Linked DNA regions of Homo sapiens: region 1 is linked to region 2. Evidence: chromatin loops called from intact Hi-C (ENCODE). Cell type or tissue: heart right ventricle. All regions are shown on one strand. Links, peaks and the distances in the headings refer to the core of each region. The heading gives the core; the rest is flanking DNA. Region 1 has its middle 57 kb from the start of CCL1. Region 2 overlaps TMEM132E (transmembrane protein 132E).

Region 1 (9,418 bases), core at 739-8,738, 220 kb after region 2:
GGCAGGGCAGGGGTTGTCTGGTGTACAGCTTGCTGGGGTCGCCCACTAGACTCAACCAGACCGGGGGAGGCAGCACTCAGGGAGGCTCCCCAGAGCGTGATGTCAGGCCAAATCCGAGAGACGAGCAGGAATTAGCCAAGTCAGTAAAAGAGGGTTTGCGAGGAGACGGGTTCCTGTTAAGGGAACAGCATAAGCGAACCGCCTGGACTAGAGGGAGAGGATGGCCCAGCAGCGAATGGCAGGCGTTCTCAGGAGCAGAGGAGAGAAGCGGGCAGGCTGCAGGGGCAGTGTTGCATGCCGGGCTGGGGCTGGGCGTCGGCTGCTTCCTCCTCCTCCCCTCCTCTCCCTCTCGCACTCTCTGATCCTCCATCCCTCCGTCTCCACTCTGACTCCCTGTCTGAGACTCTTTTTGCTCCACCTGGCTGCCTGCCCTGCACTGTCTCACCCCAATAAGTGGTCACCTCTGCCCTTCCTGAAGGAGGGGCGGAGTCAGAGCACACCACCCTGGGGGTGGAGGCAGCAGGAGGTGGCCTCCATGCCCGTCAGGAAGTCAGTTCCTCTCTGTTTTCTTTCCGAGTGTCACGCAGTCCCAAAGCGGGGGTCAGCACCTTCTGAGCCTCAGCACCTCTGATTTTTTTTATTATACTTTAAGTTTTAGGGTACGTGTGCACAACATGCAGGTTAGTTACATATGTATACATGTGCCATGTTGGTGTGCTGCACCCATCAACTTGTCATTTAACATTAGGTATATCTCCTAATGCTATCCCTCCCCGCTCCCCCCACCCCACAACAGACACATGCACACGTATGTTTATTGCGGCACTATTCACAATAGCAAAGACTTGGAACCGACCCAAATGTCCAACAATGATAGACTGGATTAAGAAAATGTGGCACATATACACCATGGAATACTATGCAGCCGTAAAAAATGATGAGTTCATGTCCTTTGTAGGGACATGGATGAAGCTGGAAACCATCATTCTCAGCAAACTATCGCAAGGACAAAAAACCAAACACCGCATGTTCTCACTCATAGGTGGGAATTGAACAATGAGAACACATGGACACAGGAAGGGGAGCACCTCTGATTTTCTGAAGGGCTGTGTGACTCCAGGTAAAGAGGCTGCATTTGGAGCCAGTCAGCAGCATCTAGCCCCGGCTCCCTAAGGCAAAGAGGTGCTATTCAGGCCCTCCCAGGCACCTGGGCTTTGTGCCAGGCTCTGGGCCCAGTGCTGGCCTCACCCTACTGTGTAACTTCCCACCTCAGTGCAGGGGCTGGAGTGTCAGAGCTGGCCCCTCACCCTACTGCATGTGCAGTTCTGGTTATGTGGGGTCTGTGAGGTCCAGGGAGACATGACCAGAGTGACGGTGTGTGTCAGCTCCCCCCCCTCCAAAGGTGTGAAGGCACCTGCACTGAACTTTGGGTCCAAGGGAATCTGAAAATCTAGGCTGCTTCACTTTGGATAATACTAAAAACAACAATATTGATCATAATAATGTTTGTTGAGTGCTGGCTATTGTGTTAAGCACTTTACATGCATGATTTCATTTAATCCTCTCTCAACTCTATAAGCTAGACAGTTTTATTACCCACATCTCACATAGAAGAAAATAGAAATTCAGAGAGGTCGAGAAACCTGTCCATGGTCACACAGGAAAGGATGGAGCTAGAGTTTGAACTCTAGGCAGTTTCATTCCAGAGTCCATGCCCTTAAGGTCTATGCCAGTCTTTTTCAAACTTCCCCAAGACAAAAATTGCCTTGGGAGCCTGCTAAAATACTGATTCCAGCTCCCTCTTGGACCCACTGAATCTCAGTTGGCCGGGGAGTGCCTGGGAAGGGGATGGGTACCAAGTGCAGCAGGGACAGGTGCTGTCTGCCTGTGGGCTGGTGGTCTCTTCTTCCTGGGGACAGAGGGATGAGGGGGGCATCAGCTTAGGATCAGAATCCCCCACCTGAGGAATCTGGCTGCTTTGATGTTTATCACAGTTCTCTTTAAGATGCAGCCTGCTTTGCTGGTGCTAGTAGAGTCGGAAAGAGTTTGTGTTCTCCCTTGGGCAGGAGTTAAAAAGCAGGGGCTGTTAAGCACAGGCCACCTTGATGGTGGTGGCAGCAGCAGAAAACAGAGTGAGGGATGAGAGGAAGGAGAAGCTCAGGGGACACCCACACCCTTTTTGATGGGAATGAAGTCAGAAAGAGCTGCACTGCGGTCACCTCTCACTAGCTGTGAGGTCTCGGATAAGCAACTGTTTGCCTTTGAGTGTCAACATTCTCACCTGCAAAATGGGCTAGTAACATTATTTACCCAACAGCATTATTATAAGCATCAAATGGGATATGTAAAGCACACAACAGTGGTAACTGATCCTTAGAGAGCTCTTACTAAGTGTCAATCATTATTCTGGGTGCTTTGCATATATCAACTCACTTAATCCTCATAACAGCCCTACCAGGCTAGTATTGTTACTATCCTCAATTTCCAGTTGTGAAACTGAGGCATGAAGATATTAACGGACTTAACTGCAGTCCCACAGGAAGTAAGCGGTGAAACTGGGATTTAAGCCCAATGTGTTGGGCTCCAGAGTCCATCCTCTTAACCCTAATAGGTGTCCAATAACTGTCAGTCTCCCTCCCTCCACTTTTCTCAAACTCCAGGGAAATTCTCTGTTCTGTTTTGGACAAAGTCAACTCTTTCTTGGAAGATCTTCTTAGGAAAGCCAACTGGGCTGAGACTGGATTTCTCCCTAGTAAACTCAGGATTTGTCGGAACTCACTCTCTTCATTCACTCATTCATCACTCCATAACTACTTATTGATCACTTACTGTGTGCCGTGCCCTGGAGAGACAGCAGTGGACAAATTAGACTAAAAAAAAAAATCCCTTTCCCTAGTGAGACCACAATTGGACATAGAAAGGCAACAGATAAGAAACTACAACATCTAGTAGATCAGTTTGCCATAACTGCTATGGAAGAAAATAAGCCAAGAAACAGGGCTGGGAGGGGAAGCTGGGGAAGGTCCATGGAACATCAGGAATAAACATGAAGCGGGCTTGTGCCTGGCGTGTCTGGAGGAAGAGGGAACCAGCATGCTGGGGTGTGGGCTGGGGGTTGTTGGAGATGTCAGAGAGGCGATGATGGAGGGAGTGGAGCATGGTGGGCCCTGTTGGCCTTGTAAGATTTTTGGTCATTGTCTGAGAGAGATGGAAGCCATTAGCAGACTCTTCACTAGAGAAGTGGTAGGACCAGAGTCCTCATGGCTTAGGATTCCTTCAGCTGCCGTGAGAATAGACAAAGGGCAAGAGGTGAAATCAGGGGATCAGTTTGGAGGCTGCTGCCATAGATAGCCCAGGTGACAGATGATGGTGGCCTGCACCAAGGTGTTAGCGCAGATAAGATGCTCATGCGGGTTAGAGGTAGAGCCTGGAGTATCTGCTGACAGACTGAATATAGGTTAGTGAGAGGAAAAGTGAGGCCAAGGTTTTAGGCCTGGACCATTGGAAGGATGGAGTCACCATTTGCTGAGATGGTAAGGACTGGGATAGAGTGAGTTTGGGGAGGAGGGAAGGGAAGGATCCCAGGAGTTCAAGTTTGGCTGTGTTAAGCTTCAGAGGCCTATTAATTAGATCTTCACATGGAGATTCAGGTAGGTGATTGAAATACATGTATGGCATTTAAGAGATGTGTGGGCTAGATATATAAATTTGGGAGTTATCAGCATGTAGATGATTTTTAAAATCATGATCCTAGATGAGAACACACAAGGAGAATAGATAGGAAATAGAGAATAGGTCTGAGCACTGAGCCCTGGGAACAGCAATATTTATAGATCGGGGAGATGACAAGGAACTAGCAGGAGAGACTGTGGCCCTGTCACCGCAGCCCCAAGAGCCAGGCAAGGACCCCTGGCTCTGGCATTGGGATCTCCTCTTTCCTGGACTCCGTTGTGTGCTTTTGGCAGGCCTTTTCTGCCCTCTAGTGGTCATGACTGAGAATGCATCCAACCGAGCTGGCACCCTAGCCACCTTTCTGCGTTTCTTCTTGTTCAAGTCACTCATTCATTCAGCAGACAGTTTCTACTAAGCACCTACTATGTGCTGGGAACTGACAAGCACAGAAGATGATAAAATACTCTCTCAGAAATCACCACATAGTGTAAAAAAAGACGCACAAACACAACATTTAGACAGTGGCTCTCAGCTGGGGATGATTTGGTTAGTATCTGGAGACATTTTTTCAGTTGTTACAATCAGATGGGGGTAGGGTGGGTTGCTACTGGCATCTGGTGGGTAGAGGCCAGGAATGTTACAAAAGATTCTGTGATGCGCAGGACATCTTCCTGCAACAAGGAATTATCTGGCCCAAAATGTCAATAAGTGCCAGGGTTGAGAAGCTGTGATCCAAGAAAAGGTGTCAGGTGCTATAATAAAGGTATTAGCCAAGCCGTTTGGATGCAGAGGCAAAAGGAATTAAACTTGTTTTTGGGCCGTAAGGAAGGCTATAATTCTTAGAAACTGTGAGGTTTCAACTTGTCTTGAAGGACGAGTAGAGATTAGCCAGGTAGAAAGAAGAGGGATGAAAAAATAGATGATGGAAACATTACTCAAATCATGTCACAAAAGAACCTGGCTTGGCCAGGAAAAGCACAGGTCCAGGTGTATCTGGGGCAGCCTCAGTTTACACAAGGTGTTCCCGCATAACTATTCATTGAGTCCCCTCTGGGCTTCAATGTGTCCCAGTTTGGAAGATAGAATCTATGGCCACCTTGTGCCCGGCAGGCTCCGGGCAAACAGGATGAGGAAGAATAGTCTTGCCTCAGAGAGGCCAGAGGAGAGGCTGCCATAAAGACCCAGGGGCAGATGTCTAGAGCAACCCGCCCAGTGCTTTGCCTCCCATAATCCCAGTCTTCAGGAAGCACTGGAGACAATAGGGCCAAGGGCTATGGGTAGGGATAAGGAGACACGAGAACTCTCCCTTCCAAGGCACGGAGGCCTGGAGAGATGATCTGGCCTCTCTGGGCCTCTGCTGGGCCTTCCTCCTCCTACCCTCTCAGACAGAGGTAATGATTGGGTTGTGTGCACAAGCCAGGGGTAGGGGTCAGGCAGGAGGATGGGCTTCTGTCTGAACTCTGCTGCTGACAGCTATGTGACCTAGGGCACATCACAGCTCTTTCTGGCTTTGGTTTCTCCATCTGTCCCAGGAGCAGGTGGACCAGATTGTCTCCAAAGGCCTCTCAGGCTCTCACCTCCTATGTTCTTGCACATTCTAATCCTGAACCCCCTTGAGGAGTGGATTCTGCAGCCAGATTGTCATGACTCAGTGCCTCAGTGATCAGCTAGTAGGGGCCACTTTCTCTTCCCAGGACCTGGGTCTTTAATGAAATGAGAACAAGTCTATCCACTTAGAGAAGGCAGTGCTTCGGGGCATGGGTCATCAAGACCACTGCTGAAATCTATGGACTGTATTGGACCATACAGCTGTGGACTCCCAAGGAGCTGTTAGCCCTCTGCCTGGGACCCCCCACAAGGCTGGGTCAACCATGGCAGAGCCAAGCATGAGAGAGCCTGGTACATGTCTGAGGGAGCTGTTCAGGGCTCCTGTCTGCCCAGCCGTGTTTCTGGAGAGAGGGCAAACAGGCTTTGCCACAGAAAAAGCAGAAAGGGCGCAGCCCCAAGAGCCATCAGAGAGAACACTCTCTTGCTATTTGCAGATGGCTTAACTCGAGTGGGCAGAAATGACAGCAGATGGGCTGAGGCAGGCCTGAGCGGGAGCAGCATGGCTAACAAGACAAACTCCCAGCTATGTATAGTGATTTACAGCTTAAAGAGTGTGTACCCACAGGCAGGGCAAAGTGGGGAGATGGTCCCCATGAATGGGACTGAAGTTCAGAGAGGTGAATTCCTTGGGCAAGTACAAGGCTGAGTATGCGGGGGCAGAACCTGGACATTATGATATTATTTGGGTCTGTTTCTGGGACATCTATTCTGAAGCCTTTTCATTGACAGAGGAGAGTGCTGAGGTCTGGAGAGACAAATGGATTTGCCACAGGTCATCCAGCTACAGTGAAACACCTGGAACCCGATTGGATGCCTGGCAGAGGAGCAGTCATACACCCTCATTCCTCCTTTACTTCAAAAACTATCCATCCACGTACATTACACTGTCTGTGTACAACATCGCCAACAGCTAACATTACGCAGAATTTTATTCCATTGTAAAAATAACACTTACAAAAGTTTAGAAAATAAAGCAAAGTAGAAAGAAAAAATTATCCCGCTTGCCAAGCATTAACTTTTGGGTACATTTACTTTTCTTTGTTTTGCCTGCTTGTAATTCTTTTTTCCCCCTTTTTCACATAGTTGAGTTCATACTGACTGTACAAATTCTCCATATCCTGATTTCACTCACACTATCATAAGTGTTTTCCATGTTATTACACGTACTTCATAAATGCTGTTCTGAAGGCAACAAGCTCACTGAACCGACCCCTGATTGTTGGACATTTAGACTGTTTTCAATTTTTCACTGTTACACGCAATGCTTCAAAGAACAGCTTCATGTAAGATGGCTTTGAATGTTTAGGATAATTTTCCTGGGCTGGCATATTAGAGAGAATACTTTTAACATGTCTACAGGCTGGCATATTAGAGAGAATAGTGGTAACATGTGTGCCAGGGTCTCTTATGGTTGGCTCTGCCATGGTTGACCCAGGCTTGTGGGGGTCCTAGGCAGAGAGCTAACAGATCCCCTTTCCTCTTTCTGCAACCTTTCCTGAAGTCTATGATGATTTCTTATTCTCACTTACTCCCTTAGAACCCATGAGTTCTTTCCCAAGACAATTCCATTAAAATTTGTCCCATTAGCCAGGACACTCTTTCCACTGAAAGTGAGTGAAAAAAAAATTACCTCCAAAATTATATTGATTAAAAATGAAATGTATTGGTTCAATAACCTGAAAAGTCTCTAGCTTCAGGTGTAACTGGATCCATGTGCTTAAGTAATGTGATCAGGGCCTGGATTTATACTGCCTCTCAGCCTGGTTCTGTTGGCTCAATCCTCAAGCCCTACATACTGGCAAAATGGTTGTAGATCAGTTTCAGCGTGCCTGTTTCCAGGCCTGCAGAAAAGAGCAAAGTTTTCTCTCTGGTACCTCCTACATAAGCCCCAGAATTCACTCCGATTGGACTAACTTAGATTGCTCACTCTCTCCTGAAATAATCAATCACCAGAGACATGGCCTCACCTTAAGCTCAGAGAGCTTGGATAAAATACTTTGTGCGTGGAGCTGGGGTTAGCTCATTTGTCCCAGAGCCCATAGGTTAGGAGAGGTGATTCCTGCAAAGCGTGTGTGGGGCATTAGTTACAAGAAAAGGGAATGGATCCTGGAGGGAGAAGGAAACACAAAACAACAGCTGCCGCTCTATTTGGGGAAAGACTCTTGTCTCAGAAGCACAGCATTTTGGACCTGAAGAGTCCTGCAAACACATCCCCCTCCTATCCCAAAGAGAAGTCCCCATAAAGGCTACCCAGGTCTCCTCTCTAAAATGCTGCACAGCTCCAGGGGAATTTGGCTCCAGTCCAGGTACTGAGTTATCCCCTACTTTGTGACTTATGTGAATTGTTCTGTTAACCAATTTCAGGCCCTGAAAGCAAAATAAGAATTTCAACTATGTGTTACTTAAGAGGATATTTATTACATTTAACTGAAATGGTCCCTTTCTAAGAAGAGAACTCTATACGCCAGCCACAAGCAAAATGGCACCTGCTGTTGAGCTGGCTGGGTGGGCCTCCCAGCAAGCTGCCTTCCCTGTCTCTGCTGCCCAGTCACTCAGAGCTGGTCTTGACCTTTGGGACAGCGTGCAGCTCATATGGGCCTAGCAGATCATAGCCCAGGTAGCACAGGGATGGATCTTCTTGTCTTGTAGTTCCTACAGCATTTTGTGTGACACCATGTTTTTCTTTCTGTAGCCCGAGGAGGCTGCCATTCAAACAGCCACCAATTCTCCCTGGCTGGCGAGACCCAAGTGTATAATAGCATCATGTTTCTAATGGTCACAGCAAAGAAGGATTCAGTCAGAGTCAAAGCTGATGGCCACAGTTTAAACTGTTTGCCATCTGAGTGAGTTAGGGTAATTCTTGCTGCTGTAACAAATAGAACCCAATGTAGAGGCTCAGATGCTACAGAACTATGTTTCTTGCCTATGTGAGAGGATTTATTCTGCTATAGATGCTTGTTTCTTGCCTCAGGTCAGCAGGGCACTGTCCTTCAAGTTGTCTCTGGGTCCCAGGCTGCTGGCTGCTTTGCCACCTTTAGCTAAGGGCTTCCAAGGTGACCCCAAGGTTGTCTTTATTTCAGGCAGCCCAGAGAGGAATACGAACAAAGAGGAGTCAAGTGGGGGTTGTGTATAGGGCAGTCCTGGAAGTGGCACTGATTTCTGCTCCTCTCCCATGGGTCAGGGCAGAACTTAGTCACAAGGCTACATGTGACTTCAAGAGAGACTGGGAATACAGGCCGGGTGCAGTGGCTCACGCCTGTAATCCCAGCACTTTGGGAGGCTGAGGCAGGAGGATCACTTAAGATCAGGAGTTCATGACCAGCCTGGCCAACATGGTAACACCCCATGTCTACTAAAAATACAAAAATTAGTCGGGCATGGTGGCGTGCACCTGTAATCCCAGCTACATGGGAGGCTGAGGCAGGAGAATCACTTGAACCCAGGAGGCAGAGGTTGCAGTGAGCCCAGATCACGCCACTGCACTCTAGCCTGGGCAACAGAGCAAAACTCCATCTCAAAAATAAAAAAAGAGAGAGAGAGGCTGGGAAAACAGTCTAGCTATGCAGCTGGGAAGAAGTAGGGAGCACAGATTTTGGTGAGCAGAGAGCAGTCTTTGTCGCACAATCTCAATCCAAATTCCAAGCCTGAATGAAAAGGGACCATTCCAAGGGGAGAAGGGAAAGTATGAGTCCATGTCCAGAGAAGAAAGGTGTGGGCTAGAGGGTGGCCAGGCAGCCAAGCAATCCATTGATCATCTGCCATTGCAACTGGGCTGGCATATTAGAGAGAATACTGATAACATGTGTACCAGGGTCTCTCATGGTTGGCTGGGTGGGCCTCCCATTGAGACTCCTCTCCAGCCGTCCCTCAAGTCCGGGTACAAGGCCCTCCCCTGGTTACCAAGAATCACTCCCAAGGCAAAGGCAAGGGGCATAAGCCCTGGAGAAGAATTTTTGGATCAGTGCACCCCACTTTTTGCTCCTCACACACAAACACTACACATAACCTGCAGACATCATGATAGAATCATCTGGATACATTATGAAATTTCAACCCAACTGCTCAGGAGGTCTGAGGCTTGTAGGGTGAGAGAAAGTGTGATTTGTCACTCAGAGACAGACTGAAACTGGAGGATGGA
Region 2 (9,418 bases), core at 848-8,847:
AAAAACAAAAATGTAGCTGGGAGTGGTGGTGCACACCTGTAGTCCCAGCTACTCGGGAGGCTAAGGCAGGAGGATCGCCTGAGCCCAGGATGTCCAGGCTGCAGCACGCTGTGATTGTGCCACTATACTCCAACCTGGGTGACAGAGCGAGACTCTGTCTCAAAAATAAATAAATAAATAAAAGGAAAAATAAAAAAAGAGAAAAAAAGAAATACAAGTGTTGGAATAGCAGGACCTCTTCAGGGAGGCCAGTGGACACTGCCTAGAAGTGGTGATTCCCATGTTTTTACATATGGGGACACCAGGGCTCAGAAATAGTGACATATTGGCTAAAGGTCACCTGGCAAATGCACTGTCAGACTCCAGGAGTCCCTGCCAACCTATCTTAGAACATTTTGACCCTTCAAATGAGAGTTTCCTTCTCTAGCCTACTTATTGTGTTTTCCATTTTCTCAACTGGGCTCCAACCCCACTTCCCACCCCCCACTCCCTGAAGCCTTCTGTTAAGGGGAGCACACTGAACTGAAGTTAGTGTTTGTTAAAGACAAGCATGGAGAAGCGTCCAGGGCTGGTGTGGAGAGGACAGTGGGAAGCGTGGGGCTGGGGCTGGGGCAGGGTGGGCTCCGGGCGGTTCCTCTGAATCTCCTGGTCTGCCTTCACCAGCCCTGGCTGTCTGAGAAATCTCATTTTGCTAGCGAACTGATTCATGGGCCTGGCTCCCTGGTGCTCCCTGAGCAGCTCTCTTGTCAATAACTATTCTTTACAAGGTCCCTCGATTCGTTTTCGGGGTTGAAGACAAATTTTTAAAGAGGAGTGCAAGGACCGGGGCCATTCCAGAGGGGCTGTTAACTAAATGTCCTGCTGCATTCCCACCAAGCCGGCTCCCGCTTGAACTCCACGAGGGTCAGGAGTTGGCGTTTCTTGCAATTGCTTCTGAGTTCTCGCATTTGGACAGGGGGTGAGGGATGAGGAGAGAGGGACACAAATTACAGGACAGGGCAGCAGGCATGGCTCTGGCTCTGTTCCGAGTTTGTTGTGTGCCTTTGGGCCAATTGCTCCTCCTCTCTAGGTCCTCGTCTCCCTGTTTGTGAAACCCTGGGTGCCTGCAAAAAGCATTCCACTTTTCTCCTTGGGGTGGCCTGGTCTCCGAAGCTTATCTGGGAAAGAGATCTCTGCAGCCAAGCAGCTCATGTCTCCTCCTCATCGTCCCTGTGTGGGATGTATAGTTGCCGAATTCTGCAGCCGAATACCAGTTTGCTCCCAGCTCTCTGTACCTACTGCTCTGGCTCAGGGCCTCATGCTTTCTGCTGCAGCATCCTCTTAACCGATCCTCTTTCCCCTCCATCATTCCTTCCTTCACAAGAGCTAAACCTCATGTCTGAGCCTGATTCCCATCCTTGCTGGACCGATCACCCTCTCTGGTCTCTGCGCCTTTGCATGTGTGTTTTCTGTGCTTCCCCTCTCACCAGGGACTCATGTTCCAGGCATAGGGAAAGCAAGTGCAAAGTCAGGCAGCAAAACACAGGGTGTGGAGTCTGTAACTTCTGTCCTCCTTACCGGACTGTCCCTGGCCTTGTCCTCAGCAAACTCAGCTTCAGTTGTCTTCTCCTCTCCTCCTTTGTGCCCTGTCAACCCAGGGTAAAGGTCTGTCATCATCCCAGATGACAGTGGGCAGATGACTTGTCCATCTTCCTTACGGGGCTGGGGGCTCCTTGAGGACGGATCCACAGTTTTGCTTCCCAGACTCCCCATCAGGGTCCAGGGTGTAGCAGGAGCTTAATGCACTGAAGAAACAAATGCTCCATGTTCCAAGTTTCACAGCAGCAACCCACCCCACCTGGCACACTTCCCCAACGTAAGGTATTCTTCCTCAACTCACATCCCTGCCCTCCTCATCTCTCTCTTATAAGAACTCCAAGGGGATGAGGTGATGAACCTCAAGTAAGGTGGTAGAGTGTGCAAAATCCCCCAATATGGGATAATGTGAAAGCCATTTAGAGTTTGCATTTGGACTTAATTTGGTAGGCAATCATTTGTTGAGCACTTGCTGATTCCAGGCACCAGGTTAAGCACAAGCGGGTTAAAAAATGACTGAGACCCCCATACCCTTCCAGGAGTATGTAGTCAGGGCAGTGTTTGAATGGCAGATATCTGTTGTTCTGGGAGCTCAAGGAGACCCCCCCCCCGCCCCCGCGCCAAGCTCCCCTGTGGTTCTGCTTTGGGCTCAGCTTTCTGGTAGCTCCTTACTTGCTGCTGAGTTGCACCTGTTCTTTGTTGCTAAACGTATCTTGGGCACAGCTGGTCAGTCTCTAGTCTTCCTTTCAGACCTATGCCTTGCCTGAAAATTAAGACCTGGTTGTGCCAAAGTCCATTCATTGATATCCTCTACGCGCAGCTGTCTGTACTAGGCATGCTGTCTGCGGGAGCTGTGCAGAGTGCTTTCCATACATGATCCTATTTAATCCTCACAACCACCCTAGGCTGCACCATCAGCTGAGCAGATGATTGTGGGAGGCCAGGCTTCCTTCCAGAGTGGGGAACAGCATGTCTGGGCAGGTGCCAGTGTAGCCCCAGTTCTGCTGCTGGCTGCTTCTGGGACACATGCTGGTTAGTGTTCCTTTCCTTTCCAAAAGTGGCTGCCAGAGCCACCTGTCTATGGGCACTGGAGGCTGGCCAGGTAGCCTTGGCTGAGCTCCTGCCCCTCTCAGGCCTGAGCTCCTGTGCCCCCTAGGCTGCTGCCTGTGCTGGGGTGTGGGCTCCCAGGGCCTCATGACAGGCTGTGTGCACACTCACAGGTCAAGTGTGGCATAAGATGCAGCTAGTCCGCGGCCCACTGGTGGGGAGGGGCACCCCAACATGCCTGTGCTCTCTCCTGCCTGGTTTCTAACATGTAGATCCCCAGGCTTTCTCCATCAGCCGCAAGGGGGAGAGAAGGGAGGATTCCCTGAGAGGTGGTTACAGGGAGGGCCACCTCTGAGAGGTGGGCAGTGAAGGAAGCTGAAGTAACTCAGGTAGGCACACCAACCCTCTCACCTCTCTCCTTAGTTTTCTGTGCCCCCCAGAAGACCTTTCTCTGCAGTCCCGAGGCCTGCCCTTCCCTCCCCTGAGCCAATCAGAACAGAGCCTTAGAGGAAGCACCTCTTTATAAGGGCACATTTGTGGGTCAGCGGATTCTTCATCCCTTGACCTGGGCATCCCAAAGTACCAGAGGGTCTTAAAGGACCTGCATGTTGGGGGAGGAAGAGCGGGACCACAGCCTGGTCTAGCCGAGTTTTGGTCTCATGTCATGTAGTGTGCCCACAGTGTGTGAGTGTGTGTGTGTGCATGTGTGCACTTGCTTGTGTATGTGTGTATGTTTGCCCATGCACATAAGGAAGAGACAGAGCCAGCCACCATGTACTCTCTGTTCATGGGAGCTGCTGCCCCCACCTCCAGTCTGACCGCTTCCATTTATTTAAGAAAAATCCGACACAGTGGTGGGTAGAACCCGAGAGAAAAATGGCTGTGGGATGGGGTAGGGGCGACACTGGCTCCCTTCTGCATTTGCCCACCCTGAAGTCCCTCACAGCATTCCCTGGTGCCCTCTACTCCCCTCCCGGGTTCCGTCTTGTGGGGCATAGGTGGCTGCCTGCCCTGTGCTGCAGAGGGAAGTCGCAGTCAGCAGGGTGACGGGTGGCTAAGGCGTAGTAGTGTTGACCTTGCTGTGGGGGACGGGGAAGGCAAGGAGGTCCCCAGGCCTCTGGCTCTGGGGTGTGATTTGGCTAGAGATGGATCCAGGACTCTTTCCCCTTTAGGTCCCTGCCCAAAGCCCTTGGGGCAGAGGTGGGAGTCCTGAGAACTCAGGAAGGTGCCTGGCTTGGCACCAGACCTCTCTGTAGAGTCAGCTCCCAGGTCCTGGGAGGCACCCGAATGCCAGCAGATGCTACAACTGTCCCCCTAACCCCCAGATATTTCGTCCACAGCAAGATCCTTGGCAGGGCAGGCAGCTGCCACCTCCCCACCCTGCAGGACAGAAATCCCTGAATATTAGTTTGAGGAAAGTCTTTGTGCAGCCTGTGACACAAGACCCCCACAGAACCCCCTGCACAGGGGGACGACACGGGGGACGGGAGGCGGGCCCGGGACACAGCGTGGGCCCACCTGACCCCAAGCTGGACCTCCTTGCCTCACTCTTGGGGCAGGGGGTTGCTTAAGATGGGAGGAGGTTTGGAAAGGGCAGAACAGAGGCTGGGGTTGCTTTCCTCCTTACGAGCCACTGGAGGAAGAGCCCTCCACCTGCAGGGGGCAGAAGAGGGTAATGGCGTGAGGCGAGGGAAGGCCCAGACACTGAGGCGGCCCGCTCCGCACGGAGCCAAGCTGCAGGGGCAGGGAGTACAAAATCAATTCAGCCGCCCAGAGTCAGTGTGAACCGGGGTCCCGGCTGTGTCCTACCCCGAGCTGACCCCGTTGGGGGGGGGGGTCCCTGCTACTCCGGCTGGCGCCTCTATGCAATCTCTTTGATTCTGCGCATGTAATTGTGCAGGTCCGGGGGTGCAGTGGGCCGCGTGGGGCCCGCCACATCCGGGCAGCCCCAACCCAGGTCCTCTTCCTCCTCCTCGTCCTCTTCGCCCGCGGGCACCGAGTCATAGGCCAGCTCCTCTGACGGCAGCGTGGTGAAGGTGGTGAACTTGACCCGCTTGCGCTTGGAGGTGGGCGAGCTGGCGGGGTCCTCGGCTTGGTCTCGGGCTGAGCCGCCCGAGGAGCCGTCGCCCCTGCCGTGCACCTGGCTCTGGACGCTGGTCTGCGAGCTGCCGCTGCTGTGGTGGTCGCCGTGGCAGAAGGCGGGCACGGTTTCCAGCGGGTTGCCTGCTGGCGGCGACAGCTCTCCTTGCACCCGCAGCGGCTGCCCGTTGCCCAGGAACACCCAGTGGTGAGAGTGGTCCATGCTGGTCTGGCCCTCGGGCGGGATGCGCTTGTGCCGGTAGCGCAGCACAAAAACGATGCAGTTGATGAGGAAGACGAGGATGGCGAGGCAGAAGACGCCCAGCAGCGCGTACATGCCGATCTCCAGGTCTGTCAGACCCCGTGGCACCTGCAGGAAGCCGGTGGGCAGCGGCAGGAAGTCTTCTGTGGGTGGCACGACGGGGCTGGCGGTGCCCGGGCCTGGAGCCTCCGGTGCGGGTAGCGCAGAGCCCGGCGGGCCAGCTCCCCGGGCCTCGTCCTCGCCCCCGCCGGGCCCTGGTTGGCTGGGGCCCGGGTAGTCATAAGTGGGGTCCTCCTCGTCCCTCCCAAAGTGCACCCGCAGGCCCACAGGGGTCGTGGCGAGCACACTCTTGCGTTTGGTTTTCTGGCAGCTCTCAGCGATGGTTAGCTCTGCGCGAAGCAGCTCCCCTGACCCCTCGGCCTCAGCCACTACCAGAGGGAAGGCCCGGTCCTGGGTCACAGTGGCCACATGCTCATCCAGGCTGCTCACTAGCAGTCCATAGTCTCGTGGGCTGTAGAGGGAGAGTGGGGCTGTGGTGCCATCACTGTAGGAGAGCCAGAGGCTCAGTAGGGCTTCCTGGAGGAGAAGGAGAAGGAGGGGATAGGAGTCAAAGAGCTGGTTCAGCTGGCTTCCTGCTAGATCCTGGGCTCTGTAGGGGCAGGGACCACGGGTCTCTGGCTCCCTGCTGTATTCTCAGCACTGGAACTGTGCCTGTGACCTGTGGCGGGCATTCAGGAACTACTGTTCAAGTGAGAGTCCTCCTCACAGGGTGTGGGGAGGGTAAATCCCAGACCATGGCATCCAGGCCTCATACTGCTCTGAGGATGCCCTTGTCCACTTCACCCTTCTCCCCTGGATAACCTAAAGGTAAGTTTTGCCTTGGGTCTAATTCAAGTCCCTTCTGCTGCTGGAATAGCTCCATATCTCCATGCCTAACCTTGGGCTTACCCCCATCAGACAACAGGCTGTTGAGAATACACACCCCCTCCCCACTTCTGCCTGTTGGCTAAAACCTTCTGAGGATTGCCCTCCCTCCAGATGAGGAAGCAGGGTTCAGAGAGAAGTGATTGCCTTGGGGTGATGGAGTGAGTTAGGGACAGAGGACCCGTGTCCTAACTCCGGGCTCAGCACTTGATGCTCACCTCCTCACTCCCCAGGACTCTCACCTGTCACCTCCTCACTCCCCAGGACTCTCATCTGTCACCTTTCCACTTTCATCCTGTGGCTATGCCTGTGGTGTATACTTGGGGCTCCAGAGTTGAGTGAGGGTACTTCCTGGGGGTGATGTGGAGGTGACAGCCCTCTGTGAATCCAGGAGGGAGACCCTCAGAGGGAACATCTCAGGTGGCAAGAGCAGCAAGCAAGACCTTGCTCTGACCTCCCATGTAGATGTTGTGGCCATAGGGTGGGCAGTTGTGCAGGGCATGGAGGGCAGAGATCCTCCATTTCCTAAAGCCCTAATATGGGGACTCTTGGTGCTAGGGCAAAGCAGAGCCCCCAAGTTCTCCTTCCATACCACCAACTCCCTGGCTGGTGGGCCAAGGAGCCAGTTACCTGCTTGAGGAAGCTCAAGGTCTGTTGGGCAGCTGTGGTGGCTAGGATGGTGTGGCTGCTCCCAGGGCTGGGCCGCAGGGAGAGGGCCAGGCTGGCCACCACCTGGGCCTGAAGCTGTGTGATGCTGACCTTCTCCTCAGTCACCGTCAGCAGCGTCTCCCCGAGCACAGCCTCCGTCAGCGGAGACACCACCTGAGGCAGAGCGGGACCGGGGTGGGAGAGAACCAGGAAAGCACACCCCCCTGCCCAAGACCCCCAGCTAGGGAGAAATCCCAGCACTGCTGGAAGAGGGGCCTGAAGGGTGAGGCAGGCTGGGAGGCAGGACTTCGCAGCTCTGCCTCAGGTCTGCAACCAGGAACCAGTGTCCAGAGGTCATGAGAGGGTCGGGGGCTCACAGGAGCCAGGCGGGAACACAAATGAGAGAGGTGGGCCAATTCTAAGGAAAACAACAACCCCCGCATGGTGACTAGTAGCAATTGATGTGCAACCTCAATGTCAGGGAGACAAAAGGGAGTGGCGACAACTTAGAAAATGAGGGAACTCATTCTCGTGTATAGGAGGCACCAATACTGGCTTTAGCTGATTGTTACCAGATTCATTTTTTGTGAAACCAGAAATCTCTATATATTTTTTAAATGAGAAATCTCCCAATTTAAAACACATTGGATCAATTGTTTTACAAAGAAGATATGTCTGCAGGCAGATTCTAGCCCACAGATCACAACAGTTTCTTAGGTAGATGATTTCTATCCAGACACCCAATTGTCAGGGTAGAAACAAGTCAGGAAAGGTCAAAGTTGAGTTCCTAGATCACCAAATGCACCTTCCTGGACTCTAGGCTGGCTGACTCTCACCTGCTCCCCCTCTGCTCTCAGGGAGGGGTCTGCTTGAGTCACCCACACTGAGGATTGATAAAGGTTGATACAACTTGGAGTGAGAACTTTTACCAAGATGAAGCTAAAAGAGCCTGACCTTGGAATTTCAGACAAGGGGCAGGCAGGGAAGAGTGTTCTGGGGGCCAGTTGGGGTTAGGAAAATCTGAGTTCTGCACCCACAGGTAAATAAGGCTCCCGACACTGCCCCTTTGTGCTGGGACAGAGCCCATACCTACCTTAAAGGGGGTGGTGCCTGGCTCCAGTCCTGCCAGCGTGCTGCTGTCCACCATGTGTGCCACTCGGGGATCGCCCACCCGCATGAAGTCACTGACTAGGTCGGTGACCTCCACCAGCCAGTCCGGGCCTAACATGGTGACCACCTGGTCAGTGCCCTCGGATGATGTCGTGTGGAACTGGGTGAAGACCTGCAGGGTGGCATGCTGGTACTGCAGGGTGCAGCCACGGCTTGCACTCTGCCGCCGCTCCTCCTCCTCCTCATCCTCATCCTCGCTTTCCCGGACTGACCTGGGGTGGGGACATGCCATGCTGAAGGCTTCTCACCTGGACTCTGACCTGCACAGTACACACCCCGCACCCTTGCCCTGTTGGGTCCTCCCAGCTTCCCAGAAGCTCTGCAAAAGCAAGCTTCCTCTATGGCTCATGCCTTCCATCTCTAAGTTGGGAACCAGGAGTCCCAGCCTTTTCTCTCCTAGAAAAGTACATTCTTGACCCTACCTCCTGTCCCTCTCTGCCTCTTCTTGGCTTAAGCCAAGCCTAGGAATAGCTGGCGTCAAATCCTAACAGCAACTGCTGCCTCTTCTTCAGTACTAAGTTTGTGCCTGGCACTGTTCTAAGCTCTAACCTGGAGCAAATGTGATCCTTCTTACAGAATGCCAGAAATCTTAGCTGAATTGTGTCCTGCAGTTGTGTGGAAACTAAGCAGGACCTGTAGGTGATGAACTCGGACATTTAACTGAGGAGATTTCCAAGCAAGGTGTGGAAATCGTGGCCTGGTTTCCTCTTGCTGCTTTTAGTCAAATGTGAGAGGAGAGAGACACATAAATAAACTGTTAAGCAAAAGGGAACCTGGACTTGATGATTTGGGAAATTCTCAGCCTGTGCACGTTGCAAAAAATGCTAAAATTGAGAGGTTTACTGCCAGGAAGGTGTGCTTTGGTGAGAAAGCCAAGTGTTTTTCTCTGTAGCTAGTGCTTTGTTAGTGTACTGGAGGATCAAGCAACCAGAATATTCATTCACACAGAGCATTCTTTTACCTGGGTTCATTAATTTATTCCTCACAAAAATCCTATGAGGCAGGTGTTATTGTGCCCATTTTACAGATACGGAGATGGAGGCACAGAGTGGTTATGTAAGTAGCCCAAGTTTACACAGCTAGTAAATAGCAGAGGCAGGACTTAAACCAGGCTGTCTGGCTTCAGAGTCCGCTACATCCTTGCTACTCAAAGCAGTATCGCTATCACCCAGGAGCTGGTGAGAAATGCAGAATCACAGGCTTTACCCCAGACCTGCCCAGTCAGAATCTGCATTTTACTGAGATCCCCAGGTGATTCGTGTACACATTAAAGTTTGAGAGGCACTGGTCTACACACCTTACTCTTCCAAATCTCTCTGAGTTGAACTCAGCCCAATTCTCACTTGGCCACCTGTTTCTCTCACCACCTGCTTCCCTCTCCAGCCCCGCCCACCTCCTGCTCTTAGCTGCCTGTCACTTTCCTCTCTTCTCTTCCCTGCTGTGCTTTTCTCTCCAGCAGCTCTGAGTGGGTGATTGGAATGCGGTGAGTACACATGTATGTGCCCCACGTATGGGCACCCAGGTGCCTGAGCCTACAAGCCCGCAAGGGAGCCTGGGTATGAGTCACAGTGTGTCTGCACTCATGCACTCACTAGTGTGCCCTTGGTGTGCCCAGGCTGGGACACATGTGTACAGGTGTGTCTGCTTCATTTTGTCTGCCTGACTGCAGGCAGTCTCTTAACCTGTCTCCCCAGCCAACTCCTTTCAGTTCAT

Evidence for each region. Peaks named below come from ENCODE experiments on the same cell type or tissue, not always from the same donor. Only the 100,000 strongest peaks of a DNase experiment are listed, where the experiment ranks them.
Region 1: it touches region 2 in a loop (5-fold over the local background); 89 of 110 quality-filtered maps call a loop at or near these places.

The regions. Positions count from the first base shown.
Region 1 is chr17:34,415,034-34,424,451 of GRCh38, reverse strand. No RefSeq gene overlaps it. Among named protein-coding and RNA genes, the nearest start is that of CCL1, 57 kb to the right of the region's middle. In heart right ventricle, for the core only: CTCF peaks have their summits at 3,788 and 3,996 (motif pointing left); a DNase peak (open chromatin) is centred at 3,971; H3K27me3 peaks cover 6,877 bases.
Region 2 is chr17:34,633,298-34,642,715 of GRCh38, reverse strand. It overlaps TMEM132E (transmembrane protein 132E), which reads right to left. Exons shown (of 9, transcript NM_001304438.2): 7 at 7,629-7,917; 8 at 6,518-6,709; 9 at 3,398-5,539. The coding sequence ends at 4,484. Among named protein-coding and RNA genes, the nearest start is that of TMEM132E, 58 kb to the right of the region's middle. In heart right ventricle, for the core only: CTCF peaks have their summits at 4,080 and 4,280 (motif pointing right); a DNase peak (open chromatin) is centred at 4,295; H3K4me3 peaks cover 799 bases; H3K27me3 peaks cover 7,034 bases.